2 separate regions of the Mus musculus genome follow, and region 1 is linked to region 2. A link is a loop called in an ENCODE intact Hi-C map of the cell type or tissue named here. Cell type or tissue: left cerebral cortex. All regions are shown on one strand. Links, peaks and the distances in the headings refer to the core of each region. The heading gives the core; the rest is flanking DNA.

What was found. Hi-C counts contacts between places; a loop is a spot of excess contacts. Peaks named below come from ENCODE experiments on the same cell type or tissue, not always from the same donor. Only the 100,000 strongest peaks of a DNase experiment are listed, where the experiment ranks them.
Region 1: it touches region 2 in a loop (9-fold over the local background); 33 of 42 quality-filtered maps call a loop at or near these places.

The regions. Positions count from the first base shown.
Region 1 is chr2:143,104,915-143,120,424 of GRCm38, forward strand. No RefSeq gene overlaps it. Among named protein-coding and RNA genes, the nearest start is that of Otor, 34 kb to the left of the region's middle. In left cerebral cortex, for the core only: a CTCF peak has its summit at 9,021 (motif pointing right); DNase peaks (open chromatin) are centred at 9,043 and 10,006; H3K27ac peaks cover 980 bases.
Region 2 is chr2:143,769,798-143,785,307 of GRCm38, forward strand. It overlaps Pcsk2 (proprotein convertase subtilisin/kexin type 2), which reads left to right. Exons shown (of 12, transcript NM_008792.4): 7 at 4,104-4,192; 8 at 14,731-14,906. All of the region lies in intron 2 of Pcsk2os2 (proprotein convertase subtilisin/kexin type 2, opposite strand 2), which reads right to left. Among named protein-coding and RNA genes, the nearest start is that of Pcsk2os2, 12 kb to the right of the region's middle. In left cerebral cortex, for the core only: a CTCF peak has its summit at 6,863 (motif pointing left); a DNase peak (open chromatin) is centred at 6,843.

The DNA.
Region 1 (15,510 bases), core at 7,738-10,237, 660 kb before region 2:
AAGAAGAAGAAGAAGAAGAAGAAGAAGAAGAAGAAGAAGAAGAAGAAGAAGAAGAAGAAGACGACGACGACGACTGATGTGGTCAGGATGGGCCTTGCAGAGTCAAAGGAGGAGAAATCTCTTGCTGCACCAACCTGCATAGTTGTAATAATGCCTGTGTCATGGGTTACATCTGGAAAGTAAAAATGACTTCCTCTTTTCTTGCCTGGGTACTCACACTTTTACATACCCAGTCAGCCAGACATTGAAAAAGCTTATCCTCTTTATGTATAAAATTCAGCAGGAAATTATAACTGGGCAGAATTTTTACTCTTGAAAATAACTGGGAGAGCAAAACCTTAAGAAGTTATTTATTTTTATAACCTTGTTTATGTTTGTGCCTGCTTGTCTGTATGTGCACTAATGCATACAATGCTTGTGGAGGACAGAAGAGGGAATCTGGTCCCCTAGAAGTAGAGTAACATGCTGATGTTACTGCTCAATGTGGGTCCTGGGAGCAGAGCCTGGGTTCTCTGCAAAAGTAGCAATTACTCTTAACTGCTGACCCATCTCTCTAGCCCACGAAATTTAAAAAGAAATGAAAGGTTGGAAGGAAGGGGAAGAAAATGAAAAAAATATATATGAAAAAAAATGGCTCAGCAGTTAAGAACACATACTTCTCTTCCACAAAACCAGAGTGTGATTCCCAGTACCCATGTTGGGAGTTTCACAACCAACTTTAATTTCAACCCTAGATAGTTCCAGTGTAAGACCCCCTTTCGGGGATCCCCACTCTAGTCTCGGGAGTGTGAGAGCACCCAAAGAAACATGAGGACCCATCTTGTTGTAATTACATGAGGACGTTTAATTACAGAGCTCCGGACCGACATGTATCCCACACAGGAGATAACGGATGCCGGCCACGAGGCTCGAAAGCTAGGGGGTTTTATGGGGTAAGGGGCTTAGGGGTGTGGAATTCAGCATAGCGACCCACTATTGGCTTATTTAAACATTAACAGAAAGATTACATGTACGTGCAGGGTGTCAGAGTTCTGTGAGTTGTTGACTCAGTTCAGATAGCCCTGCTATGTCTTCACAGTCCCCTTTATCTTATGGTCAAGATGTTCCCAGGAATGTTTTAACTACGGGGCATACCCAGGTTTGTTTTTCTCTTTTCTCAGCCCCAGGCAGCCTCTAGGCTCACAAACAACCAGCAATTTCTGAGTACTTTATATGACTTACAGGTCTTGAAATTTCATCTTTCTTTCACCAGCACCTGCAGTCACATGCATATGCCATAACCACCCCCACACCTATAATCAAATAAAAAGAAAATATAGATGTTTTTAAATGCTGCAGATAAAGTTGCAAGAAGACGGTCAGAATTCAGAAACAAAAAGCAGATACTAACTTTGTATTTCTAAATTGGGCTACTCAGAAATGTCCATCACAGACATACAGAAAACACCCATTAGCAACAGAATACACAGTCTTTTGTGCACACAGGATGTTCTCTAGAATGGGTCATGCTAAGTGATAATATAAGTCTGAAGAAACTTGAGAAATGTTAGCAGGTACAAAGTGATAATTGCCTATGTTAGAGAAGAAAAATCTAAAACTAGAAACCTAAATTTTACTTCAGGAAGTTAGAAGAATAAAATAAGCCCCAAGACAAAAAGAAGAAGAAAGTCAAGTTAATAAACAGAGATATACAACCTAGAAAGTAAAAAGATAATAATTAAGAAAGTAAAACTTCTTTGAAAAAACAGAAAATTCCTAGCTAGACTAAGACAGTAAGAGAGAAGACTCAAGTCCATACAGTCAAAGGTGAGAAAATTTACAACTGATTATGGAAATAAAAAGACTAAGAGATCATTGAACCAATACACCAATGAATTGGACTATCCAGAAGAAGCAGATCATATTTTGAAAACATAAAATCTACTAATGCCAAATACTGAAAAACCCATGTGATGGTTAGTATTAATAGTCAACTTGTCAGGATCTAGATTCTCATGGGAAACACCTATATGGAATTGTCTTGATTGCATTAATTTGATGTGGGAAGATGTGGGGCAAGTGAACTGTGCCAGCAGACAGAAGACCTGGTACAGAAACCGCAGGCCAATATCCATAGCAGAAGGGAACAGAGAGAGCCTGGAATTCTACCCACGGCTCTATGGTCAAAAAAAAGGATACTAAGACAATGTCAGGAAAGAGATGGTCTCTAACAGATGACATGAGGAAACACTGATATCTATACTCAGAACAATGAACTTGGGCTATCTTTTATCATGAACAAAATTGAAATAAGTATATTAATTAAGTGCTGAAATTATAAAACTCCCAACACTTTCTAGCATCAGTCTTTACAATGATTTCTTGGGTATGACACTAAAAGTCTAGACAACAAAATAAAACCTAGTCAAGCGTGTTGACATTAGACTAGAACCTTCTATGCAGAAAAATTAACAATTAGCAGAGTTAAAAGAAATCTAAATACTGTAGAATATATTTACCAACTACATCTCTGGAATGGGGTTAGCATACACAACATATAGGGAACACATTAGCAACAAAATCCCCAAAAAACAGGATTGAAAATGTCAAAGAAAATTAATAGAGATTTCATCAAAGAAGACATACATATAGCCAACAGGTGTGTCTTAGTTAAGGTTTTAATGTTGTGAAGAGACACCGTGACCAGGGCAACTCCTATTAAAAAAAACTGTTTAGTTGAGTTTGGCTTACAGTTTATGAGGATTAGTTCATTATCATCATGATAAGAAGCATGGTGGTGTGCAGGCAGACATGGTGCTGGAGAAGGAACTGAGAGTTTTATATCTTGATCTGCAGGCTGTGTGCCACACTGGGTGTAGCTTGAGCATATGTAAGATCTCAAAGCATGCCTTCACAATGACACACTACCTCCAACAAGGCTACATCTACTCCAATAAGACCACACTTCCTAATCATGCTGCTCCCAATGAACAAAGATTCAAACACATGAGTCTACAGGGACCATCCCTATTCAAACCACCATGAGATGTTTGAAATTATCTCATTGTCATTAGCCACCAGGCAAGTGAAAAATAAGATTGCAGTGAGATGTCATTTTGCACTCGTTAAGATGACCATTATCAAATAGTAGAAGTTAGTAGGAGCTGACAAGACTGTGGAACTTGAGCACCGTGTTAGTAGAAATGTAAAATGGTCCAGCTACTATGGTAAATACTATGGGAGCTCTCCATAACTTTAAATCACAGACCTGTCATATGATTTGAGCACACGACATCTAGATCCAAAAGAACCATAATCAGAATCTTTAATTAGTAGCTGTATGGCCATGATCATTGTGGCATTGATAACAAGAACCATAACTCAGAAAACCTAACTGTCCAACAGTAAGTGAAGGAATAAAAACAAGAAGTAGATAGGGAGATAGGCAGATGTACTGACTTTAATATTTTTAAATGTAAACTATAAAATACTATAAAACATAACAAAGTATAAAATAAACTGCTTTAATTGAAGATTATTTTATAATGCCAAATAAAAAGTTTCACTCCTATCTGAAAATGGCTTATTGTGGTTTTAAGAGGAAGTACTATTTTAAGGTAATAATGGCATACATTTGTTTTTATTTATTTATTTATTTATTTATTTATTTATTTATTTACTTATTGACTTTAGTTTCAAAATATCCAAGGCCAAGAAGCGTAATTCACATGTTCATGTAATAAATAACTGATACATTCATTTGGTCTCTTAACAGAGTTGAAATATGATAAACTGAGAATGAAACAATTTTATTTTGTCTTCATAATACATTTGAAAATATGATTAACTACATAGTCTGAACTCAACTCTAAAATCCAAATAAATGCTATAAGTGGTAGAAAATTGTTAAATATCCTTTTAGATATTATAGGAAAAATTATTTAGGACAAAAACTAAATAGAAAATAGAGATTGGAGAGATGAAAGAGTAGGAATTGGGTTATTCCAAAACCAAGAATAGATAAAGTAGCTTTTTGAAGGTCTTATAGGTTTTACAAACTACTTAATTTAATACTAATTAAAAACATGCATTTAAAGGGGAGTTTGAGTCCTGCAGCTACTTTTCAGGGTGGACAATGTTGTTCCCAGAAGACAGGTATCAGATGAAAATCTCAGTTGCAGACACAGGATAATAGCCTTCAAGTTGTTGGTTAGGGAGGCCCCAGGGACATCCAAGATAACAACACAGACTACTGATAGTGTTCTTGCACTTATACAACTCGGTAGTAAGACCCTACTGGTGAAGGCACCATTCACTTTGGATACAGACATAGAGAAATAAACTTTGACTGACCTGGAAGCTTTCTTCAGGCTACTTTACACAGTACCATAAGGTTCTATGGAAGATGTTAGGGCATCAATGTCACTAATGATCCATCCAGTCCTGTGGATCCATGCAACAACAGTAATGTGCCTGGCAAGATGTGACCACCAGTGCAACAAGGACATGAAAGGTATGGAAGTAACCAACCGGTATTTGATTGGATGTGAGGTCTGCTCCACAGGAGAGATAGGCACTAGGGGGAGGAATGGGATGCCTTCTGTTGTTGTTTTGCTAAATGGTCATGTCAAACTGACAATGAAGGTAGGTAACACCTTGCTCTGACACCTTTAGTCATATTTATTTTCCTAGACAGAGCAATGACAAATTATCTGATGATTGGTGGCAGCAGCATGCAAAGGTATACTTGAATATTTAAGTAGTGTCAGCATGGGCTCAGAAAGGCCCGGTCTAGATGGCATGATCAATACTATATTATCTTATAGGATTGTACTGAAAAGATTTAGATACCTTGTTTTATAGGATAAAGAAGACATAATAGAGTTCTCAAAAATTGATTAAAAACTGTAAATATTAAAGTCTATTTTCAATGCCCTTATTTAGAGGCTAAAGAGAGAATTAGGGTTGACTAGAATACCAGGAAGTCTGATAAGGTAGAGAAGGCTGAGACCTGGAGACTTGGGTGGGCACACAACCTGAGACTTAGGCAACTCCCTGCTCCCTGCCAGATTCCTGACCTGAAACACCTGCCATGCTCCTCACATAAAAGACTCGTGTCCTTTGGTCACATAGGCCCAAACCAGAGTTCTCCATGCTAATAAGATACCTTGAGGCCCGGAGGGCTTAGCCAATGAGCTTTTCTTCCTTCCCACACGTTCCTCCCTGCAAAGGGTATTTAACCTCAGGTCTACCCTGAGAAGTAGGTATGGTACTTTATGTATCCACTTTTCACCATGAACAACCAAAAACTGTTTAGAATCATGGATTGTCTCTTTCATCAAGATCTGCCATGGGGAGCCATGGAAAAGGCATTTGACTACAGGGCCCCAGCTTAATTCTCCAGTGGAAGGCCTCTCTGCACTCCCAGCCACAGCTCAAGCCTGCCTCTGCCAAGCTAAAACAATCACCTCTAGGACAAGAGGGAGCTCCCATTCCCCGCCGCTCCCTACCCTGGCCCAGGCTGGATGCTGTCCTCAGTCCACGACCTGACTCTGCTCTCTGCTCTTCTGCAACTCGCAGAAGCACCTGGATATCCCAAGGGTCTGGAACCCCATAGCCCTGGCCTTGTCACAGGCCCGGGCACCCCCAAACGAGCTCCAGCTCTCCCACATCTCAGACTGTGTTTTCCCACCCCGAGGGGTTGGCAGCATGAGATAAGCACAGTCAAACTTCCCGAGTTCCACCTCTCCAAGATGCCGCTTGGACTCAACTTGTACCGACACAGGACTAACAATCCTAGCTTATAGGATCAGAGTCTAGATAGTCCCACAATAGTCTCTGAAGGCTGGAGAGCTGAGAAAAATGAAATTTCAAGAAGCAGGAAGCTTCTCATGGAGGATCAATCATGCAGTCCTTGTGGGATGCTGAAGACCCTCGTCACTGGGGCAAAGCCACAATCATGTCTGAAGAATCTTGGATTGGAGACAACCTGTAGACAACCTGTAGACAACCTGTAGTCTGTAGACAACCGCAAAAGCAAAAAGCTCCTGGCCAGAAAGCTTTCACTCAAGAAGTGAAGCGTGCCTGCACACCCACAAGCTTTGCACATAGTCCATGTTTCTGCTCCAGCTGGGCTCCCAGCCTATTGCCTGGTGCAGCCTACACCCAGGGTGGGTTTTTCCCACTCAGTGATTGTCCCTCCCCCACCACTAATACTCTCTGGAAACTTCCTCATGAGCATGCTCCAATTGTAACTCACTCTTTTTGTAGGCACTTCTCAAGCTGGTCATGTTGACAACCAAGATTAAATGACAGAGAAAACAGAGGACTGAGAACCAAGCAAGAAAGTTTGTCCCTTTTGGAGGAAAAAGAACTGACAGACAGTCTTGATGACAAACGAGGTCAGACTTACTAGTATGTCATGAATAGTTCCTGCAAGATTAGGGTACAGGAGGGAAGGGTGCTGAATGGCAAGAAGCAATTGGCAGACTGAGAAGTCTAGCAGGGCTGGAGAGACAGCTCAGCAGTTAAGAGCACTGCTGCTCTTCCAGAGGACTTGGGTTCAGAGTCCAGAACCCTCTCAGAACTAGGGAACTCCAGTTCCAGGGAATTCTGGCTTCTGAGGGCACAGCATGCACATGGTGCATAGAAATACTTTGAGACAAAAACCCAGGCCCATAAAGTAAAAATGAATAAATCTTAAAAAAAAAAAACAACCAAAACCCTGCATAGCCCAGTCTAAAGCAAAAAGAAAGCAAAGTCAATATTGATTTAATCTTCAAGTTCATCTAGAAGACACAGAATCAATAGAAATACCCAGAAAGTATCTGAAGAGAAACAGCAGTAAAAAGAATATGTTTTTACTAACATAAAAAATAAAGAATGATAAACATTAAAATCAAGTTGCTCGGGCTGAAAATGTAACAAGCGGATCAATAACGTGAGTGGGTTCTATATAACAGCAGCGACCCATATATAACACCAGATCGATAACACCAGGGACCTTCAAAACCTCAGATGCTCAAAATGTAACAAGGGAACAGCCTAAAAGATCCATACAGCAGCACAGAGAAAAGATGGGATTCTTGCTCGCTTTATGCATGCAAATTGCATCCAGCCAACAGGAAGGAGCGGGGTACAACAACGTGGTGATAATCTAACCACTAACTAGAGAAGCAGGAATGAATTTTTCTATCACTGGGAGGACAACATTTCCTTTTGCTTCAAAGTCTTGGAAGACATTACAATCCCTCTGCTTGTGCCAGTGGACAGCTACAAATTAGGCACAGAGAGCAGATGTACACCTTAAAATTGCATTCTAGGCATGTCTGAACTGTGGGGTTGAAACCTGAAGGCTTAAAATAGTATTTGTCAAACTGGAATTAGTAGATTGACCAATTGCTTTAGAATCTCTCTGGGTACGGGAAATGGGATAAATTTCCCCACAAGATACAATCTGAAACCACCACAGAGCTTACCCTAAACATACTGAACGAAGATCTCTGTCTTAGATGTGCAAAATCAAATACATCTCAGACTTAAAAATAAGTAGCAAATGTCTGCCTGAGCGGTCAGTGAGCTAATCTCAGCCTTTTCAGCTTCTGCGAGTGACACTTGGATTCTGTCAGTCAAGGTGCTGCTTGTGTGAATGGATCATCAGAGAGATGCCAAGGCCCTCTTCCTGCATACACTGTGCTATTTCTGTTTGTAAACAAGGGACTGGAGATGGAACTGTATTTAGTGAGATTTTTTTTCCCTAGTGTGTGATGTAAGCTGATATGCTAAAATGTGAGTGATCTACATAATTCAGGACAGGGAGAGAGTTCTATTCTCCCCCTATCCACACCTTAAAATTATCCTTAAAGAGAAAATGCCACAAAATCACACACTGATGAAAATCTATTCTAAACCTATACACCAATGCACTTTAGCCTTACAGAGAAGTGAAAGTTTAATGGTATGTTTGCAGATTCACAGTGCACCTAAACTCCTGGAATTCACCCTGTCAAATTTTCAGATACAATAAAAATACCTTCAGTTACCTGAAAAGCTTGGATTTTCTTCATATATATTGGTGAAGGCAACTGAATGGTTGAAGTGATGGCTCAGGAGTCAAGAGCCCTCATTGCTCTTGCAGAGATTCAGGGTTTGGTCCTCAGCACCTACAGGGCAGTTTACCGTCATCCAGAACTTCAGCTCCAGAGGCTCAGATGTGCATTTTTGATCTCCACAGCTACCAGGAATGTATGTAATGCAAGCAAAACACCCCCACAAATAAAAACAAAGCAAGCAAACAGAAATGCTCCCAAACACAATAATGAGACAGATTGAATTGTGGAATCAGATATGAAATCTCTCTCTCTCCTCTCTCTCCATATATATGCATATCCATTCTTTCAATATGTTAGGTAATATATAGTTATATATAATGATATATATGTATATATGTACATATATGTGTATATATGTACACATATGTGTATATATGTACATATATGTGTATATATGTACATATATGTGTATATATGTATATATGCATATATATGCACATAAAACCTCAAGGCATATATTACACTTTTTTTAATAATTTTACAATTTGGAGAACAATATTCTTATTTAAATTATTTACATTTATATGGGATTAATTGTTGTTACTCTCCTACATAAACAAATAAGAACTTTTTCCAAGTTCCTAATTACAGTATCACTGATAATGTTATATATATGCTCCATGCAAAGGTACTTGGAGGGCTGGTGAGATGGCTCAGTGGGTTAGAGCACCCGACTGCTCTTCCAAAGGTCCGGAGTTCAAATCCCAGCAACCACATGGTGGCTCACAACCATCCATTAAGGAGATCTGACTCCCTCTTCTGGAGTGTCTGAAGACAGCTACAGTGTACTTACACATAATAAATAAATGAATCTAAAAAAAAAAAAAAAAAAAAAAGGTACTTGGAGTCCTCAATTTTTCAGTGTAAAAGAACAAAGTTTGGAGAATTGAATTGAGAGCTCATAATATGAAATCTACATCTTACCAGCAGATGGCACCACAAACACATAAAACCTAAACTTGAGGCTTTGGTTAAGGTGGAAATGTAAGAGATTTACATACATCAGTTGCAAATGAGATCTAGCTTTCCCCAAAGGAGATTCTTCTCTGCCTTTGGTTGCTCTTTATGTGAAAAGGAAACTGCCTTAAGTGGCCTGCAGATTACTCTGAGAGTGGGCAGAGATGCCTCACTAATCATACTCACCCCAGTGCCCATAAACTAATTATCTCCTTGGCCAAATCCATAGACTGACTGTATCTCAGAGCGATGTCTCTCTGCATGGTAGCCATGCAGTATGGTCAGACATGTCAGTTCCCTAGCATCACAGAGAGCTGTACAATAGAACCCAGAATTTACTCCTTGGGGAATGTGTTCTAAGAAACCACATTATTCCAACGATATATGCACGTGCCTCTCCTGCTGTGACATCACAGATTGCTGTAAGTTGAGTTTAGAGGATTCTCTTTCCTAACCAGCCTTGCAATCTCTAAAATGTGTCTTTCTCTTCTGTGTATCAATGACAGCATACTCCAACATAACTTGTCCATCTTGACTCTCTGTATCTGTGCACTGTGGAAGTTAATGTCATTTCTACAGGGAGACCTAACTCTGGAGCAGACCTGCTTCCATTAACCTTTCTAAGTTCCTGTTTTGCACACAAATCCCCTTTGCTGTATTGACTCAAGCTTGCTATTTTTCCCTCCAGATTTTAATGTCTCTGCTTTTCTGGAGGGAATCCCCATGTCTCGTGCTGACTTAGTGTCTCAGCCTTGCTCCAAATGATTCACACTCCTTTTCTATCCACCAGTAGATGAGAAAATGCAGTACGGTTCCTATGGAATGTTGGAGGGACATGCAATGGCCTAGCATGGCTACTACATTGCAGTCTCTCCCATCCCACCCCACTTTCCAGGCATTCAAGTAAACCAGCTTGATCAGGGAGCTTTAGGTGGCCGAGTTCCAAAATCTGCTCCGACAGATTGTTTCTGGGTTTCTGCAGTGACAGCCTCCTACTCTCAACTCTGCCCAAGAATGCCTGAGACCCAACCATTTTTTTTTTTTTAACTTTCACTAGAAGCTGACTGGCAGGTGCATTGGTGAGCAATGTGCTGCATTTGTGGGAGGTTTCAGAGATATGCAGAGGTCCACAGACGTGGAGTGGTACTGCAGTAGAGTCATAGCAGTGCCACTTCTCTTTGATCCTGGCCACCTTCCATGACACTTGCTCTAGCCTGCACCATCCCTTTATTCTTGTCGCCTCTTCCTCCAACCCCTCATCCCTCCCTTTTGAGAAGAAACACCATTTCTCCCATCCCTTCTGCAGTACAGAGGCCCCCAAACCATCTCTCATGGTGCACACCAAGTTTTTTCTTTAAGTTAAAATGCCGTGATCTCTCTGTGTGTTCATTAATCTTCACTGTGATTAAGGGTGTGGAAGCAGCCAGCACCTGACTGTGGTGTGTATAGGAGGGGTCTCTGGCAGGAGATTATGATCAGCTACAGTGACCCCGATAGCATTTCCGTGACTGAATGCAGGCAGCTTCAAAAGCACACACACACACACACACACACACACACACACACAGAGAGAGAGAGAGAGAGAGAGAGACCAGGAGAGACATATGCACACACTCTCTTTCTCTGGCCCCTACACCAACCACCGTGAGACTCTGCTAACAGGAAGACCACCACTGATAGCCCTAGGACTGAGAGCTAAAATCAATGTATGAGTCAGTGGTATTGTGCTAGTATGCAAAAAGGAAAAGAAAAAGAAATGTGTACAAAGAGCTTTTAGCCCAACAAATAATGACTAGCTTTCCCCCATCTCCTCCTCCATAGGTTATATGTGGTGCAGTACAGGATAGTCTCAAACTCACTACGTAGGCCAGAGTGGCATTGAACTAACATTCATCCAGTCTTAGCCTCCTGATGCTGCTATCACCACTAAACTCAGGAAAAAACAGATTTTCCTTTATATATTTGGAATTGCAGTTTCTCTTAAATTTGGCTTCCTGACTATCAAAGTCAAGAATTTTTACAGGACTGATGTGTTCAGGGGGTGATGACAGAGGGCACAGAGACAACCAAAAGCTCTAGAGATCGCCCGAATGCTTCTCAGCTCTGATGGCCAACAGGCTTTTATTTCTCTAGGTGCTGGCAGGATTTATGTCAACTTGCCACAAGCTGAGAGGAGTGACCCTCAACTGAGAAAGTGCTTTTATAAGGCTGGGCTGTAGGCAAGCCATTAGGGCGTTTACTTAATTCATGACTGATGTGGGAGGGTCAGGTCCATTATGGGTGGGGCTACCCCTGAGCTAGTGGTCCTGGGTTCTATAAGATGGCAGACTGAGCAAACCTCAGGGAGAGAACAAGAGCCCCTAAAAAGCACTCTTCCATGGCCTCTGAATTAACTCCTGCCTCTAAGATTCTTCCCTGTTTGGGCTCCTGCCCTGACTTCTATCAGTGATGGACTATGATGTGTGTGAGCCAAAGAACACTTTCCTTTCACAACTTGCTTTTGGTTATGGTGTTTCATCACCACAATGGGAACACCAACTAAGACACTCAAGGACATTCTAGGACAGTGGGTCTCAACCTTCCTAACATTATGACTCTTTAATACAGTTCCTCATGTTGTAGTGACCCCTAATCATAAAGTTTTTTTTTGTTGCTACTTCATAACTGTAATTTTGCTATGAATCATGATCTAAATACTTTTTGGAGATAGAAGTTTGCCAAAGGGGTCTTGGCCCACAGGCTGAGAACCACTGCTCTAGGAGACTGTGGCTAGATCATGTTTAGATACATATCTGATTGTTTAAGAAGCTGCTCTATTTTTTCCGAAGCTATGCTTTTAAAAAACATATTTATCAGTATGTGTGTGAGGGTGTGGGGTCTAGTTTTTCCAAGGTCTAGACATTGAGTAATGCAAAGTGTTACTGCGAGAAACTGAAGAGCTAAAGCAGAGGAGACAGGCACTGTTTTATGGATCAGAGAATCAATAATGTTAACTTGATAATTCTCCCCCAAACTGGTTTACAGTCAAAAGCCCAGAATTTTTTTTTATTATAAAATAAGTTACTAAACTGCTTCTAGAATCATATGTGGGAGGCTAGCATGGATAAATGGATAAATGGATAAATGCTGTTTCTGCCTAGCCAATTGATCTTAGACTCCTGCAGGTTTTCTTCTGAACTCCACATACACAATACACACACATACACACACACACACACACACACACACACACACACACACATACACACACACACACCACTACACACACCATATCACACACAGACCACACCACATACACATCACACCACACCACACTACACATACATCACACTACACATGCATACGCAAGCGCGCACACACACACACACACACACACACACACAAATTAAATGTAATTTTTAAAGTATGTAAAATTATATGGGAAGACAAAAGCCTTCGTATAGTAAAAGCATTTGGGGAAGAACGAAGAGAGGGATAACACCATTTAACTACCAATGACCGCTCCTCCTGCACACGTGTGGTCTGAGTGCAGTAGGCCTTGACTCTCCAGGTGATTCTCCATTGGAAACCATTGGATTTGTAAGAAACACATTTCACCAAAACTCTAGGGGGCACCACAGGCTGGTGGCTGACTAAAGAATTATACTTGCATATAAATAGACAACCAGGCAGGCTTTCTGAAACCATTTTCCCCCTTCCACAAAATCAGATGCCCCAGGTGAAAACAAGAGCATAAATGACTTAAGAGTGATGGATTTGACAGCTGGTAGTATTGTTTTCTTGCAAAACAATACTCCCACGAGCCTGAAGCAAGGCTGAGCCAGAACCTGACCTTGCTGCCACTAAGGAAATTATCTAGGGTGGAGCCTTCCTCCCTAGATCACTCTATTGTTCAGCCATTGTCGCTGTTCCTCTTCAAGATACTGCTACCTGCTGAGAGGCGCCCCCCCCCCCCCACCATCTATTCCAGAGACTTCGCCCTATCCTGCACATCATCACCTGCAGCTGGTTCCAGGCTCCAAGGATGATTGGCAGGAATGGGCCTTCCTCTTCCTTTATAAAGCGTGTCCGCCATTAAACATTTGAACCTTGAGCAGACTAGTTGTCTTGGTTCCATTATTTCTCAACCCGCCTAGGCTCCCTCTTTTCTTTCAGTTCCAAGATGCCTTCCAGGCTCGAACCCAGACATGAGAGCCGCAGGCCGGCCCCAACATATGAGGATTGGAAACATTCATGGTTTCTGAGTCTGTATTGACTCTCCCTCTTAGAAGGAATATGCATCTTTTGAAAAGTTGAAAACAATCTGGGTGGTTTCCAGAACGTCAGACTTGCCAGGAGCCTTTAAACTCTTCTGAGAGCGCTCCCACATCCCGCACACTCTCTGTTTTAGTCACCGTGCATTACCTCCAATCCAAGCTTAACGCTCCAATCCCAGCGTTCAGTTCCCCAGGCAGGGAAAGTGACTCCCACTCTGTCATTGGAAAAAGAGCCTCCCTCCTGGAGACCTGCAACATCAGTCCCTGCCACTTTGGAAGGGAACTTGATATGCTCACACACACACACACACACACACCTCCCCCACACTCCGCCCAGGTCATCATAGCCAGACCAACTGATACATTTTGTGTCCCAGGGCCCCACCTTTGGTTGAATGGTTACTGGCAGTGCTTGCGTGTGGAGAAAGGGCTTATAATTGCATATTAAATGAACTGGAAGTGAGTTTGGGAGAAAGGTCATTTTTATCATTTTCTTGCCTTTGTTCCAAGTACTGTCTGGGGCAGAGCATGCATGGCATACAGTTGCTGATGGAGGTGAATGCGTCTGTGCACGTGTTCAGGAATGGTTCACGTTATTGAGTCATTATGTGATACTGTGAATAGATTATCTACGAACTCTTGTCTCTGAGTTGATTCCTCTCTCTGCTTTGCCACCGCCTCCTTCTCCTCTCATTTTTTCCTTTGATGCTTTTTCCTTTGCATTCCTCCTCCACTTCCTTTGTCTCCTCCTCCTCTTCCTCTCTCTCACTCACCCTCTCTCTCTCCCCTCCCTCCTTCCTTCTCTCCCTTCCCTTCCTCCCTCTCCCCTTCCACTATGTTGTCTAAACTAGGCTTGAACTCAAGATTCTCCTCTCTGCCTCCGAATGCTGGCATTACAGTCCTGCATCACCACACCCCACCCTGGGCTCTCCCTAACTCTTAAATGTAAAGGAATAGCTTTAACTTTCCAACCTATTCCTTCCCCTTTCCTCCCCTCCCTTCTTCCCTCTTTTCCTTCCTTTTCTTTTCCTCCTCTGTCTTTCTTATATATATGGATGTTTATAAATACATGCAATGAGAAGACTAAAGTAATGTTGAACATATTGAAGATTTGGCAAGTACTTCAATGTGACCTGCACATATTGCCTCTTATTGGCCACAAAGCCACACACACACAGTCTGTTACTTTGATTTATCAACCTACAATCATAACCAAACAAGAAATTTCCTTCAGTAGTTTAGTGATGACAAAGAAATAATTTGCTTCTATATACATGTATGAATCCTTTGTGTATGTGTGTATGTATGAGTGTGTATACCTGTATGTGTATGAGCAGACATCTATGTGCACTCCTTTGGGGGACAGAAGTCTATGTCAGAAATCTTTCTCAATCTCTCTACCTTATTTTTTGATTTTTTTTGAGGCAGGATATCTCATTGAATATGGGGCTTGCTGGTTCAATTAAACTGGGTGTCAGGCCCCAGAGATGCTCCTGCCTCTACCTCTCCAGTGCTGGGCTTCTAGATACTCACTGTTGGGCCCAGCTTGTATGTGGTGGCAGGGACTGAATCCAGGTTCTCATGTTTGTGTGGCAAGCACTTTATTAGCTAAGCCACTTCCTCAACCCACTGACTCCTCTTTACTCTGTCCAGAAGTCCCAGTGGCTGTGACAGGGCAAGGTGCCCTCAGTGAATTACTTCTGTCCTAGAAAAATACACCAAATGTGACACCTTTCTTTTAAAAATTTAATTTTCTTTCGTAATTTTATATATACATACAACATATTTCAATCATATTAGCCCCACTCCTCTTTCTCCCCTCATATGCACCTCATACTTTCCAACCCTCTTCTAACTTTATATTCTCTTTGCTTTTTAAAAATATAACTCACTGAGCCCAATTTATGCTTCCCAAATATTCATGGGTGTGGAGCTATCTTCTGGACTGTGCTCAACCTACCAGGAGCCACGTTTCATCCTTAATGAGAACGGACTGTCCCTCCCCCAGAAGCTATCAACTGTCAATAGCCCCTGAATTGGGGTCATGAGCCCCTTTCTCCTCCATGGTAGAACCTTGTGGTTACCTATGGCTTAGTCTTGGGTAGGTCTTTTGCAGATAACCACAGTGGTTATGAGCTCCAGGGGGCAACAGTCCTAAAGATTTTTTTTCTTTTTTAGATTATCAGGTGCATGGGTGTGTGAAGGCC
Region 2 (15,510 bases), core at 5,605-8,104:
AGGAAAAGTCCTAGTGGTCCACAGCATAGAAGGGAAACTACAGTCCACAATAATTTGTTATATATTTTATAAAGAACTGAAAGAGAAGACTTCGAAGTTTCCCAAGACAAAGAAATGAGCATCCAAGGAGATAGAAGTAGTCATCCTCTGATTTGATTATTACACATTGTGTATCATCATATTCTTGTGTTAAATTACTACACCACAGCCCATAAATATGTGTGGTATTATATATTAATTCAAATAAATATGTAAAGTATTAGAAACATGATTTATGTACATGTATATGAAGTATATGTGTGAGATGTATGGTATGTATCTGATATAATTTTATGTTTGAATATATAATACTTGGGAAATTTTACATATATACTACATGTAATATCATAAGTTTGGTATGGAGAGATGGCTCAGAAGTTAAGAGTACTAGCTGCTCTTCCAAAGATGTAAGTTCAGTTTCAGCACCCACATGGCAGCTTATAACCATCTGTAACTCTAGTTCCAGGGGATCCAATGCCCTCTTCTGGCCTCTGTGTATATAGTGCATAGACACGTGCATAGCCAAACCCCTCATACACATAAAGTAAAACAAAGAAATCTTAAAAAAGAAATACTATAAGTATATAGCTATATTTATATTGAAATATGTGCATTTGAAGTATATGTGAACTAATGTATATATGGTTCAGGATGCAACATGCATATACATGAGCTTCCATGGGTTTGGGGGCAGGTATTTTATTTGGCTTTGGTAGCTGTGAAAGTGGAATCCATGATAAACTTCCCTGAGTTAAACCATATCAACGTGCCATCTTACAAGTCTCAACTGTGCTTTACAAAAAGCCCATGATGTGTAGATAAAATCTTTGCTCAGCACTTGAAGTTTTCATAGCTCTCTATCTTTCAACAAAAGGATCACTGCTGCAGAGCCTGCAGGCCTCATGTGTTCACAATGCAGACTCCATTCTGTTGTAAAGAGAATCTTAAGCACAGGCAGGGGCAGGGTTTACATTCACTCACTTAAAGAAAGAAACTATGTGTATATATAATATATATCAAATATGTAATTAATATATATATACCTAAATATGCTCACAGATACTATATATACATATAATAAAATAAATATTTACAATTTATATCATAAATGAAGTATTTTAATAAATACATTATTTGAAATTTCACAAATCTAAAAGTATATGTGGGGATCTATCTTTGAATATGTTTTGATTAATTTTTTGACAATTCCACACATATGTATGACATATTCTGATTACTCTCTCCCCACACCTCCTCTTATCTCCCTCTGATCTTTATCAACAATTCCCCCTTTACCAAATTCATGGCTTTTGATTTTGTTTGGTGACCCTGGGCTGTCTGTTTGACTGTTGGATTGGAACTACTCAATGATGCTTAGTAGGATCACCAGTGGATGCATCGATAAAAGCAATGGTACCTTCCCTTCTGGAATCTATCCATTACAAATAGTCCAGCAGAGAAGAGTAGAGCCCCTCTTCAATCTGTGTCAAGCTATTGATAAGCCCAGTGCAGGCACCCTAGTTACTCTATGAGTTTATAATTTCAAGGACTGTGTCTTTTCCTGAAGATGGCATTTTATAGCCCTTGTCCCCATCTTATACCTCTTATCTTATTTTTAGCCCTCTTCTGCCATCTTCCCTGCGCTTTAGAGGGGATGGTGTAAATGTCGTGTTTGGGGACCCCCATCACCTTGCCCAATCATGAGTCTCCACATTAAATACAATTCACTGAAAAGGAGTTTCTCTGAAAAGAGTAGAAGTTGTCTATGACTAGAAGCAAATGTTTAGAAAGCAGTTTGATACTATGTCAGTCTAGCTAAACAATAGCATTCATTTCTGCGTTCCATCCTCAGGACCTATGGTCTCCTCCAGCATGGGTTTTGAGCCAGGTTGTAGTACCAGTATAAACTCTTTCCTGGCAAGAGGGCCTCAAATCCAATCAGAGAGAAGTTGGTTACATCCATGACAGTAATGCCATTATTGCACAAGTGAGCACATTGTGCATGGTGGGTTGGTCTAATAGATCACTAGAATCACAGGAAGGTAAGACCATTGATGCCTTTCTCCTCCAGTATCCTACATAGGACCTTTCAGGGCTGTGAATGCCAGCATGGCAAAAGCATCTAGCTCAGTTCCAGCTTTATTTCTTTATATCGAGTTGCCACAGTGCACAGAATCTTCAACAATGAGGTCTTATCATCTAACTCTGAGCAACTAAGAGAAATATCAAGAGCCTGTACTGTGAGGGAGTGACCTTTGAACTCTCCAGCTTGAAACCTCAAAGCCCAGCCACAGTGAGATAAAACCTCCAATAAGTCCAAACCTCCTAATCCTTCCCAAACAGTTCAATCATCCTGGAACTAAGTATTCATGAGCCATTCTCATTCAAAATACCACAAGTAGACGGTTTCCCTGCTACTATTTTCCCATGACCTATCTAGCCACAGGTTTTCAGCCTCATTGACAATGTCAACTACGGCTTCATCTCATGAAGCAGGACTTAAATCCATTCAAAAAATGGTTGGTTACCCCCCCAAAAAAATTCATGCCATTATTGCAACAGCAGGCATATCTTGCCAGGCAAGTCATTATTATAGTGTTCAGGATTCACAACTGGGTGAGTCTGATGATTTCTTTCTCCTCTGGTGGCATGTGTAGCACCTTCCTAAACTATAAAGCTAAACAGTATGAATAAAGCTTTCAGATGAGTATTATCTAGATTTCCTTACGTTCTATTACTCCAGTATATAGACAATAGTGTTTTTAAAGGGTGAAAGTGGAAAAATAGAACAGGAAGGATTAAAAGGGATGGGGAAAGAGATGGCAGGGTAGAGAATATAGGGAGTGACACTAACACTAAAGGCCTTTGGAAAAATTCACATGGAAACATACAACTTGAGAAACGTTCTAATATATATATATATATATATATATATATATATATATATATGTATATATATATATGCACAAAAAATTTAAATGGAGTTTACTTTATAGTAGAGGTACAATACTTCAAATAGATACCATATGATACCAAATAAACCCCAGTACCAGGAATGGGCTACCTCATTTTGAGTTGTTGGCCAATGGGATCACATGCCTCCCCCCCCCCCAAAAAAAATTATAGGCTATTACCAATCCTACTGATTACCATCCAGAACTTCACAGTAAGATCTTATTTCTTCAGATTTCCAAAGTTTTCAATATATTCAATATTCTCACCTTCTAGGTTAGGTTAGCTCAGAATTTGTTTTGATGTTATCGTTGGTGGTGGTAGTGGTAGTGGTGGTGTCCTTGTTCTTGTTCTTGTTACTCTTGCTGTTTTGGCTATTATTGGGCTATTTGGATTGTTTTCCTATTTTCTGTCTTGGTGTGTTTATTATCATTGATGCCTTAAAAAGCTATTGGATTCTGTATGCTAATTTTGTGTCCTGCCACTTTGCTGGAATTCTGGTTGTTGGTTCAGAATTTTCTGGTGACATCTTTAGGGTCTTTATGTCTAGAGTCTTATCACCTGGAAACAGGGGTCCTTTAGCTTCCTCTTTTCCATAATACTGAAAAAAATGTGATTTCTTATTTTTGTGTCAAAGTGGAAACCTAGTTCAATGAAGGTAACTGAAGGTAACTGACCATCACTCCATCCTTGGTAGGCAATATCTCGCTCCTGTATGCTGAGGCACCCTTGGAAGTAACTACCCACCCATAGATCCTAGTGCTTCCAACAGGCTAGCACACAGCTATTTTATAGTGTGTTTCATTTTTAAGAAAACCTGTGTTTTCCACTGGAAGATGCTCCAAATTTTAAAGTAAAGACCAGTGGTTGTGGTTAAAAGCATTCTCAGAAACCTCTTTATAATAGAAACAACCCAGGGTCAGAAAGGCCACTGGAGAAAGGGGAGGATAGAAGGGAATTTGGGGGTTGACAGACAGATAATTATCATTGGAGGAGGGGCTCAAATACAGCTTAATCTTTAAAAACTAAGTTGCTCCCTGCAGACAGGATTGAAGAAATCCCCTATAAATGCTTTTGACCATGTGTCTGACTTGTCTCTATTTTCCCCACAGCCATGGAACTAGGTGTGCAGGAGAAGTTTCTGCTGCAGCCAGCAACAATATCTGTGGAGTCGGCGTAGCATACAACTCCAAGGTGGCAGGTGAGCCAGCCCTGCCCGAGACAGGCACAGCCTGACCTGGGAGCTGTCACATTCTCATCTCCAGTTTGCAGGGCTCAGCACATTTATCCCACTGGGCAGTTCTGAGACCCACAGGTAGAGCAGGCATGGGAAAGTCATTTCATTCTAGCACTCGCACAGAATTCTTTAAACATCAGACACCCCCAAAATAGGCAGAACACACGCCCATAGCTCAAATGTGAATGGATTTTCATAAATGTATGGACCACTCGACCAACAAAACCCACCAAACCCTAAAGACCTCCTCCTCATGACCCTGTGTCCAGGTATTACCCATACCTATCCAACCAAGAGTAACCACAATCTTGTTTTCTGACAGCAGAAAGAAATGACTATCTCAGGTTTTTAACTTGATATTAATGCAAAGTTGCTACTTTAAAGTATTATGTCAATGTCAATAACATTTTTATAGAGAGAACATATTTGTATTTTCAGGTGTGAAGGATTATTTGTAAAGATACTGGGTGGTCTTGAAACTGTTTTATGTGGTCCAACTCATCCTTAAGGAGACCTGATCCACCTGTAGCCTCTTATAAAACACAGCTGCATCGAGTACTTCATGCTTCCTTCCTTACAAGGGTTTTAAGAATGGGAGCAGAAAGTCATTGAGATTTAGGGAGAAAAACAGACAGATAATTTCTTTCCTGGCAATTTAATTGGACCATAAGCCTACTTTGTACTGACACTTGCATTTCTAGAGGCCTAAATAAGGCAAATGGATGCTCTCCAAACCCACCCTTAGCTCTTTTCAGACTGTTTATAGAGACCCCTGACTGGACTGGGTGCAGATTTCACAAAAGACTATGTCTGGGGGCTGGAGGCTGGCTTAGTTGATAAAATACCTACCTTTTAAGTACAAGGACCTGAGTTTGAGTCTCAGAAACCCCATAAAAAATGTCAAGCATTATGAACCACACCAACAATCAGCATGGCATGATAATCCTAACGGTACAGTAGTGGCATGAATACCTTGGTAACCAGCAGCTCTCTGCTTGGACTTAAGGCCTGCTCAACAAGAGGGAAACTGTGCCTGGTACAGGAAACCTAATCAACTATTCAAAGCTAGTGAAGTCGTGAATCTTGAAGGAGAACCTACAACCACTTCACTAAACCATCACAATTCCCAGCTACATCCTAATATTTATCCTTATACACACAGATAAGTGTGGTCCCTATCCCTTACGTAGAAACTTCTCTTTGCAACAGATGGAGACCATAACAGAAATCTTCAACCAACCAAAATGTTGAGCTGTGGATCCCAGTCCCAGTAAATACATCTACAAAGCAACTTGGGCACCTAAGGCTCGGGAAGCATTATGGGACAGAGGGCAGAAAGATTGTAAGAGCCAGAGGGTGAGGGAGTTTCCTGTGAGACTGTCTCTCAGTACTGTCAGAAGCTACACCCATAAAATATCATCAACATGACTTCCTAAACATGAGCTGAACAAGGAAAGCAATAGACATGACAAAGTGGACAGGGGAAAGGCCATAAGGACTCAACCCTACACAAAGAGCTACAGGCAACTAGAATATGCTTAGAATTTGAGAAATTGTCTTCAAAGCTACCAATTTGCTGTTCAATTCCAAATGATCATAGAAGTAACATATATACAAGTAACATTATATGGACTGAGTGGGTTATATTTAGGACTACATGTATAGACATATACATATGTACACATAGCAACAATTAATAAAAAAGGGGGGCCATGCATTTGAAAAAGAGCAAGGAGGGGTACATGAAAGGATTCGGTTGGAGGAAAGGAAAGGGATGGTGCAATTATCTTGAAAAGAAAAATGATCCCGGTATTAGGGACAGGGAGACAGAGGATTCCAGGCATTTCCTGGGCACTTATTCTAGGCTAATTAGTGAGCTCCAAGCCAGTGACACACTGTCCCCAAGGAAATGGATAGTGTTCCTAAAAATAATACCCAAAGTTGTCCACAATCTCCCCAAGTACATGCATGCTTGAACACAAGCAGGCATTTACACACACATGTGTGCACACATACTCAGAAAGAGAGACAAACACATACTCACATGTGCAAACACAGAGAAAGAGATGCGCGCGCGCACACACACACACACACACACACTTGCGCGTTTCTGAAAAAGTTAAGATCAGGGCTCTTCCTTCTTCTCCTTTGCCTGCTTTACTCTTTTTCTCTTTTCCCTGGATGTTTCCTCTAGAAACATCTCAGTTCCCTAACCCCTAGTCCCTGCATTCCCTAAAAGCAAAACCAAAAGCAAGGTAGATAGTCTTCTGTAGCTTCTTCTAGCCTGTAAGCAGCAGGTTGGACATGCCTGTCTGGTCCAATGCGATGCTGTGCCCCATTAGCGTATCAGAAGACAGTGAGGGCTTCTGCTTGAGGAAACACCAAAGTTGGTCAAGAATTGCAAGCAAAACCAGTTTCAGCATCCCCCAGTCATACAAAATTGAGAGGGGAAAATCTTGTATTCATTCAGGCTGATAATCCTGAAAACTGTGTGTGTGTGTGTGTGTGTGTGTGTGTGTGTGTGTGTGTGTGTGTGTGTGTGTGTCCTTTACTAAAAATGAACCAAACTCTTCCAAAGAATTTCCCTTAAGCAATTTTCTATGCTATGGAGGACTAAAGCGCCACCTGGTGATCTACTGAGATAATTGTCGGTCTGTGGTAGTCTGGAGGTGCTTGGTAACATGTTGGTAACTAGTTCTGATAGGAATACTTAGTGAGCCTAGAAAAGGAGAGAAAAGGGCTTGTCGCGGTTTAGTGGCAGAGACTTAGAATCCCAGAACACAGGAGGCTAAATCAGAAGCATCTTGAGTAAGAAACCAGCCTGCGCTGTATATGAAAACAGAAAATAGAGAATGAATCTTCTAAAGGGAGAGGGAGGGAGGGAGGGAGGGAGGGAGGGAGGGAGGGAGGGAGGGAGGGAGGGAGGGAGGGAGGGAGGGAGGGAGGGAGGGAGGGAGGGGGAGAGAGAAAGAGAGAGAGGAGAGACCGCTTCCTGCCTATCCAGCTCTTCAGCTCATAGACTTTGCTTCTGTTTCCTGTTGGTATTCAAGCATTCTTGATGTCATATACAACTGGCCATGAGTTTGTTTCAGTAAATACACACTTTGACACAAGGCTACCAGTCCATCTAGAATCTGCTCTTGTAGATGCAGTGCTAAGTTGACTAGTCTGTTTAGTCTGTTTTCCTCCAAATGGTAAACTGGTGTTGCCAGCACCATCTCTGCAGTAACCCCCACAGACAGTCATGTGTGTATCGTGTGTTGTTTATTAAGTTCCTATATACATGAGTCAATCTCTAGGTAAATTCAGTTTAGATAAAACCATCTAACATATTAATTAGAAAGTATGTCTGGGCATGGCTGCCATGACTGAGGCCATAGCTTCTCCCCTATGCCTCTCAGGCTCAATCAGTTCCTGGAAATACCTCGCAGACACATCCAAAATGATGCTTCAATAATTCCTTACGTATTCCTCCTGCATTAGTCAAGTTGGCCCCTGAAGTCATCCGTGCCATGCATGGCCATTTGATTCTCCCTGAGCAACCACAGTTTCCACAAATGCAGTGTGTGTCTACTTGATCTCCCCTTAGCACTGCAGCATCTAGATCAGAGTGTGGTTCACAGTCTGTGCAAATCCTCCTTGCTGGATAGGAGGGAAGAATGAACAGGAAAGGGAGGAGAGAGAGAGAGAGAGAGAGAGAGAGAGAGAGAGAGAGAGAGAGAGTCAGTCAGTGGACAAACCCACTAAGATACTAATGACCACAGAATGACAGAATGGGGACAGCAGTAGAACTGAGAGATTGGAGACCTGAGGTCAGTGGAATGTCCACCCAGGAGGTAAAACATGTCCTTCTACCAGAACCATCAGCCTCTGCTACTTTGCCTCCTTCAGATCAGTTCCCAGCAATCAGGAGCCTCTCCAGACACTCTCAGCTCATTGCTTCTCAAATACAGCAGAGATGCCAGTCTAGTGAACCCTTTGCACAGTGCCCTGGGACGCTCCATGCAGAACAAAGTACAAGACTATCAGCCAACTTCCTCTGTTGAAAACAGAGTGTGTGACTTTTCCCGGGCTCTCGTTTTCAGAATCTCTAAATACTGGAACCCAAAATGACTCTAAAAGTCCAAATATCTGCAGATACTTGCATAATGACAATTATAAAAACCAATAATAACAATCAACACATTGCCTTTCTGTCAAGCACACTGCAAATCTCGACTCATTTTATGTTCTGTGCAATTCTATCACATTATTATATCTCTATATGACTTGTACTATTATGTCATAACCTTTTGCATGCAAAACTTAAACACAGGAACCGCACATCAGTAAATTGTGAGGTTATTTTGCACCTGGTGTCCCTGATTGGGAAGCTGCCATTCTGCTGAAGTAGCTGAATCAGAGTGGCATTCCGAGCCTCTGTGACCAGAAAGCAGCTCCTTCCTCTTCATTTGTTCACTCAGGGGCATGTGAGACCCTTAAAAATATCTTTAAGGGGTGTCATTCAGGCTCCACTTTCCTGCTCTCCCAGATGGGTCACAACTGGTGGACCCTGGGGAAGGGGACAAAGCAGGAGCTCCCTGGGTTCTGGCATCTGGTTTTAAGGACACAGTTATTCCTGCATTTTCTCCACTCAGCCAGGGAAGGAGGCTGGAAGAATTCTAACCACACTGACTCCTTAAGAGTAATTGTCTAACATGGAGACTGGTGTCCAGGATTATTGCTATAGTCTGGAATTTAAATCATTTCAAAAAGCATCTGAAATTTTAGTTGTTGATAGTCCCTTAGTCACTTCTTTAATATGAATTTCAAAACAAAAAAAAAACAATTTTATTTATTTTGGAACAAGTCCCTTTCTTCAGTGGGTAATTGTGTAAGGAGGTAACCCAATTCCTCTCCTTTTTAAATTTTCACTTTTAGACTGCATTTTACCTGTTCAGCAAAAGGACTGGACTTGAAAGATGATTCAGTAGACGAGCATATAGCCATGTGAGCCTGGTTACCTGAGTTCAGTCCCTAAAACCTAGAAGGGAAGGAGGAAACTGACACCTGAAAGTTGACTGCATGCACATACAAACATGTCTTAGTTAGGGTTTTACTGCTGTAAACAGACACCATGACCAAGGACAACATTTAATTGGGGCTGGCTTACAAATTCAGAGGTTTGGTCCATTATCATCAAAGTAGGAACATGGCAGCATCCAGGCAGACATGAGATAGGAGGAGCTGAGAGTTCTACAACTTTCTAAAGGCAAACAGAAGAAGACTGACTTCTAGGCAGCTATGATAAGGGTCTTAAAGCCCACACCCATGATGACACATTTCCTTCAACAAGGCCACATCTACTCCAACAAGACCACATGCCCTAATAGTGCCACTCCCTGGGCCCACCATATTCAAACCACCACAATACATGATATACACATGCATACATCATACACATTGTGTATGTATATTATACACACACAAACATAATATACATACATACATATATCATACATACATGTACACACATAACATAATGAAAAAGGGAGATTGAGAAAATACTGAAATTTAAAATCTATCAATCATAAATATGTAAATGGACAAAACTAACAAACTTTCCCATTAACATTACTTGCTGATTCGTCAGCGTAGCGCTGCTGAAAGCTCAGGGCAGTGCCCAGCCTTTGGGGTGATGTGGCCTCAGGCCTTCAAACCATTTGTATAGTTCATGGATGTTGTGTAGGTGGGAACCCATGGTGACTAGCAGGTGAGACACCTCTCTCCCTCATTTGAAGACAAGGGTGGAGAATCAAGACCATGTGACATAATTATTCCCACTCTGAGCAGAGTAAAGCGAGGTGGCAGACAGGAAAGTCCTCCACTTGTGCACGGGCTCACAGTTAGTTCCATGACACCTTGGGCTTCCCCAAATAACCCAAAGCAGAGCAGGCCCAGGTGGATCTGCCCTGGGCTGCCTTCCTTCTCAAACCAGAGCAGATGAAACCACACAGGAGATGAGATCACCTTTAGCTGATTTCTTCACCATAAAAAGATAAACGCTTGAGGAGACAGACATGCTCCATCTCATGGTAGCCCACGACGGTGTTCGATTTCAGTGTTAATTAGAAACAAAAGGTAATTTTAAAAACAAATTTAGTAAGGACACTATTGATTGAATTTTAAAACAAATAGTAAGGACACTATTGATCACATAACATGAAACTTCTGTCACCAATGAGTCACTTCCGCTTGGCCATCGCTCTTATTAACCACCTGTTTATACAACACGTTCGGGAGTTTTCTATACTTAGTATCTGGATCTTTTAAGCAAATCAATTAAAGTCGCCATAAGCATCATCAATGATGACTGTTCAGACCCTAAAATCTGGTTGAGTGTGAACTTGCTTCTTAGCCTCTGGGGCTAATATTCATGAGCACAGAAAGTACCAATTATCTGTGCCCAGGTGATATATTATAGCATGCGCTGGTGTCAGATGAGAGCATACCTCTGGAGACAGGAATAGAGAGGGAGGTTCTCCTGAAATCCACTGGGTCCTTGCAGCCCCAGGGCACCAAGTTATACCTTTCTAAATGTGTGGAGCAGGAAAAGACAGAATACCTCTGACCATTAATGAGATGTACAGACCTGGGGGTGGGGGTGGGGGTGAGTTGGGTGAAAATGACAGCTATGCAGCCTGTAGCTGTCCCCACCTATCAAGTCATGTCAACCAGTATAGCATCTTACAGATGTGAAAGCACTGACCCCCCCAGCTCCTCCCACACCTCTCTCTCCCTGTCTTCCACTATCCTCCCATTGCTCACAGAGCACAGGTGACATAGAGACCCTCTCTAACAGACTTCAGGTCACCCTGAGCCTGTGTCTTGGTCACTAATAGTGCTGTCATTTGCAAAATTAATACTGTATCACATTCAATTAATTCATGCCTCCGTCCTCTGGAGGTTAACATGATTAAAAGAAATGCCAAGAGCCTGGCCCCAGAAATATGAATGAGTCTAACCTTCAGTCTGTGACACCCCTACCTCCCTCGATGCTAAAGCTGCCAGATAAATACACATCAGTTTCTGTGTTCTTTCTTGTTCATCACAAAGGGAGCTCATGTCATGGTAAGGTAAGAAGCACACTAAGGAACCAGAGTTGTAAAGAGGAAGAAGGTTCAAGGTGCAGCCGCCTGCCCACACTGACTCTGACAAACCTAGGGCTGCCATCAGCCAGCTGGTGGGACACTCAAGGCCTACTCTGGCCAGTGTTAAGCTTGCCTCACCTTGCTTTTTGCTTTTTAGGGTTGACTGGTCAAGCCTGGATAATTAATACCAGACAAATTCAAAACTGTATGAACTTTCTCCCTAAAACAAGAGAACAACCTGTTTATTTACCACCCACCAAAGCAAACACAATTTCACTTTTTAAAAAATTTCTGTTCAGCTTATTCTGTAGCCCAGTGGTCTCTATATTAAATTGTTGCAGGCCTGCTAGAAATTGACCCAAAATCATGCATATATACATACATACATACATACATACATACATACACGCACATATGTATATTTGTGTGTGTGTTTGTGTGGATGTGTGTTTGTGTGTGTGTTTGTGTTGTGTGTGTTTATGTTAGTGTGTGTGTGTTTGTGTGTGTGTGCTTTGTATGTGTTTGTGTGTGTGTGTGTGTTTGTATGTGTGTGTGTTTGCGTACTTGTATTTGTTTGTGTGTGTATGTTTATGTGTGTGTTTGTGTGTGTGTTTGTGTATGTGTGTTTGTGTGTGTATTTATGTGTGTGTTTGTGTGTCTGTGTTTATGTATTTGTGTGTGTGTGTGTGTGTGTGTGTGTATCTATCACTGAGCTACACCAGTATTTCTTAATGTTTATTTGGAACAAAATCTTAGTAAGTAAACCAACCTGCAGTCTTCCTACTTCACCCCCCTAAGTTGCTTCTCTTAGAGGTGGGCCACTCAGGCCTAAGAGTCTAAAACTAAACAAATTTAAAAGCATATGAACTTTCTCCTTAAAGCAAGAAAATTACAGGCATGCACCACTATGCCCTGCTACATTTCTTAGGTAAATAAATTAGATATAGGTCCATAGCCAAATGTAGTCTTAAGCTTTCTTGAAACACAACTTCTTAAAAGTTCAGATCAAGTCTTCATCTAAATGAACTTCCTCCAAAAGAAAAGATATGAATTCATAATTGAATGTTAGTTGGCATAAATGCGGTGACCTGACTCCAGGGTTAAGGCAGAGGCTGAGGGATTAATGGCTGTCTCTGGCCTTTATTACTTGTTCTGAAACTGTTATTGCTGTTGGAGAGAAAAGACACAGATATAACACACAAACATTCGCTCCTAAGAACCAATCTGGAGGTGAGTATCCAGCATCATGCTGAACCTGGGGGCAGAAGTAAACACGATAATAGCACCCGGGCACCAAAACGCCTTGCTGTCTGATAAGACATAAAGCACTGTTACCCCTGCAGTTGCCTAAAGGGGGTCTGGGAGAAACTTTGATCCAAGCATGGACAGGGGGTGAACCTCACATCATTGAGGTGGTAAGACAGAATGCCTAGCCTCTTGAGGTAAGAACAGGTCTTGAGCAGCATACACGGGCTGGCCAAGAGTCCCACCCCGGACACATATCTAACAGAGGACTGCCTGGTCTGGCCTCAGTGGGAGAAGATGCCCATAATCCTGGAGAGACTTGAGACCCCAGGGAAGAAGGGTGCTTTCAGGGGTAGGGAGCACCCTCTCAGAGGCAAGGGGGAGCAGGAATGGGATGAGGAACTGTGGGGGGCGCCTAAAGTGGGGACAACAGCTGGAATGTAAATAAATAAAATAATTTTTGAAAAAGAATAGGTCTTGAGAAAGAAAACAATATCTTGTCAATTCTTCAAGCCCTACAAGACCTGAGTGGCCTTTATTTACATTAATTTGCATACTGTGTTACAGAATTGAGACTGAGAAATAATGTCCTTGAACAATAATGTCCTTTGACTGCAAGTGTTTTCCTATGGCTTCGTGGGAACTAAGAATGGAGCGTTGGGGTCCAGATTTTAGCTAGGCACGACCTAGGTACTCCTCTTCATAATCCTTGTTTTAGCTCAATTTCTGTTGCTATAACAAAATACTTGAGGCTGAGTTATGTATAAAGAGGTTTATTTGGCTTATAGCTTTGAGAGATGAAAGGCCAAGATCAGGGGTCCCCATTGGACCTGGCAGAAATACATGCCAGAGAATGGAGAGGTTCTGTTTTGCTGTTTTTAACAACTCACTCTCAGGGGACCCACCCAGGGTCCCCACCTTAAGATGAACCACCTTAATCCCTTCCAAAAGCAATGCCACACAACAACCTAATTACCTCAGTTCTCATATCGCTACTGGGTACCCAGGACCCAGAACAAATCTTTAGGAGACACACTCAAACCACAGAAGTTCCCATGGTCAGAGTTACTTCAGCTTCCCAACTCCAAGCTACAGCAGGCATAACACACATAACAAAGCCTTGTAGAGACCAGTCTGGACCAATCATATCATCTGGAGGAGTCAGTAGGCTGGAGAGTTAATACTAAAGAGGTCTTATAATCAGCTGGAAGTTGCTATGAGCAGCTTGGCAGACGTGAAGGCCTCTTTGTTCTTTCCCCTTATGACCCTGTGTTCAACTCTGATTTGCCCAGTTTAGTCCTAAACATCAGGCTCTGCTCCTTCCTGGCAAGATGTCACTCCCAAAAGACATCAGAGAATAACAGACTTACAGACATATCATAAACGTATGGAAGGGACTGTACCAAGTACCTCATTACTGACCATTTATAATAGCATGCTCCATCTCTGTCCTCTCTATATTCCTTCTCAGCTATGATGAACTGACAGTGTCTTTTTCTTTTTTATCTCATCTCTTATAACATTCCTGTCCCCCACTCTCTGGACCCTGGAGCTTCTTGCTAAGTGTCAGCTGCCTCCCTCTTTCCACACAACTGTATTCACCCTAGAAACCTTGCTTCCCCCCCTCCCCCATCAACAGTGATCAATTGTGCACTGCTGGAGGCTAGGTTCCCACTTAGAAACTTAGGGATAACCTTGCACAGCATGTCTTTCCCCATTAAGAACTCAAGTAATTTTTGTTTACAGAATAAATGTGCCTCAAGGAAAGACATGAGTCCGGTCTAAAGAGGAGTGAGTAAGGTGATCTGAGCACCTTTCTTTTTTGGGGGGAGAGGGGTTTTCGAGACAGGGTTTCTCTGTGTAGCCCTGGCTGTTCTGGAACTCACTTTGTAGACCAGGCTGGCCTCGAACTCAGAAATCCACCTGCCTCTGCCTCCCAAGTGCTGGAATTAAAGGCATGCGCCACCACCACCCGGCTCTGAAAACCATTTTTGACCCTCAGACTCCATGGTGTTCTGAAAGCACTGAAGGTCCCCAGCTCCTCCCAGAACCCAAACTTTTCTCTACCCCCATGTCTTCTGAGAGCTAGGGTGCCAAAGTCTTGTTTCTTGTCCCACCTGCGCACAGGGATCCGGATGCTGGACCAGCCCTTTATGACAGACATCATCGAAGCCTCCTCCATCAGCCACATGCCTCAACTGATCGACATCTACAGTGCAAGCTGGGGCCCCACAGACAATGGGAAGACGGTTGATGGGCCCCGAGAGCTCACACTCCAGGCCATGGCTGATGGCGTGAACAAGGTAAAGACTTTCCTGTCACCACAAGGCCCTGGTCCACCCATGAGGTAGGATATAGAGGGTGAAGTGGTATTGATATAGAGTGGATGGAGTGGCAGGGTCAAGTGGAAGTGGGTCTACATCCCTATAGACCTCTATGTTTAGATCCTGTGGAAGATAGGCACAGAGTTGGGTTTAGTAGTGTAAGAGGCACATGGTAAAGAATTCCTAGAGAATATACAGGGCAGGCGTCACCTAGGTAGGACATGAGCCAGGCTCAGGGATCAGAGCACTCCTGGGCCAAGACCCTATTCCAATTCCTAGTATCCAAGAAGCTCTCAGCAAATGAATTCACCCAGCCTAGCCTGCTTTGTTGCCTATGAAATAGTCATATGTGGAATCCTTCAAAGAAATGCCCACGGCCCACAGAAAAGGCCCGCAGTCCCATGCACAGCTGACCCTTAGTCAACTACCCAAGACTTCATGGCACAAACACAGCCTATGGATCAGGAATTCAGAAAGGGTACATTGGGGGTGACCTGACTTTTCTCCTCTGGGGGCCTGAAGTACCAAAGTATTTGTGATTTGAGCATCAGTCTCCAAACTGTTCTCACAAGCTGGTCTGAAC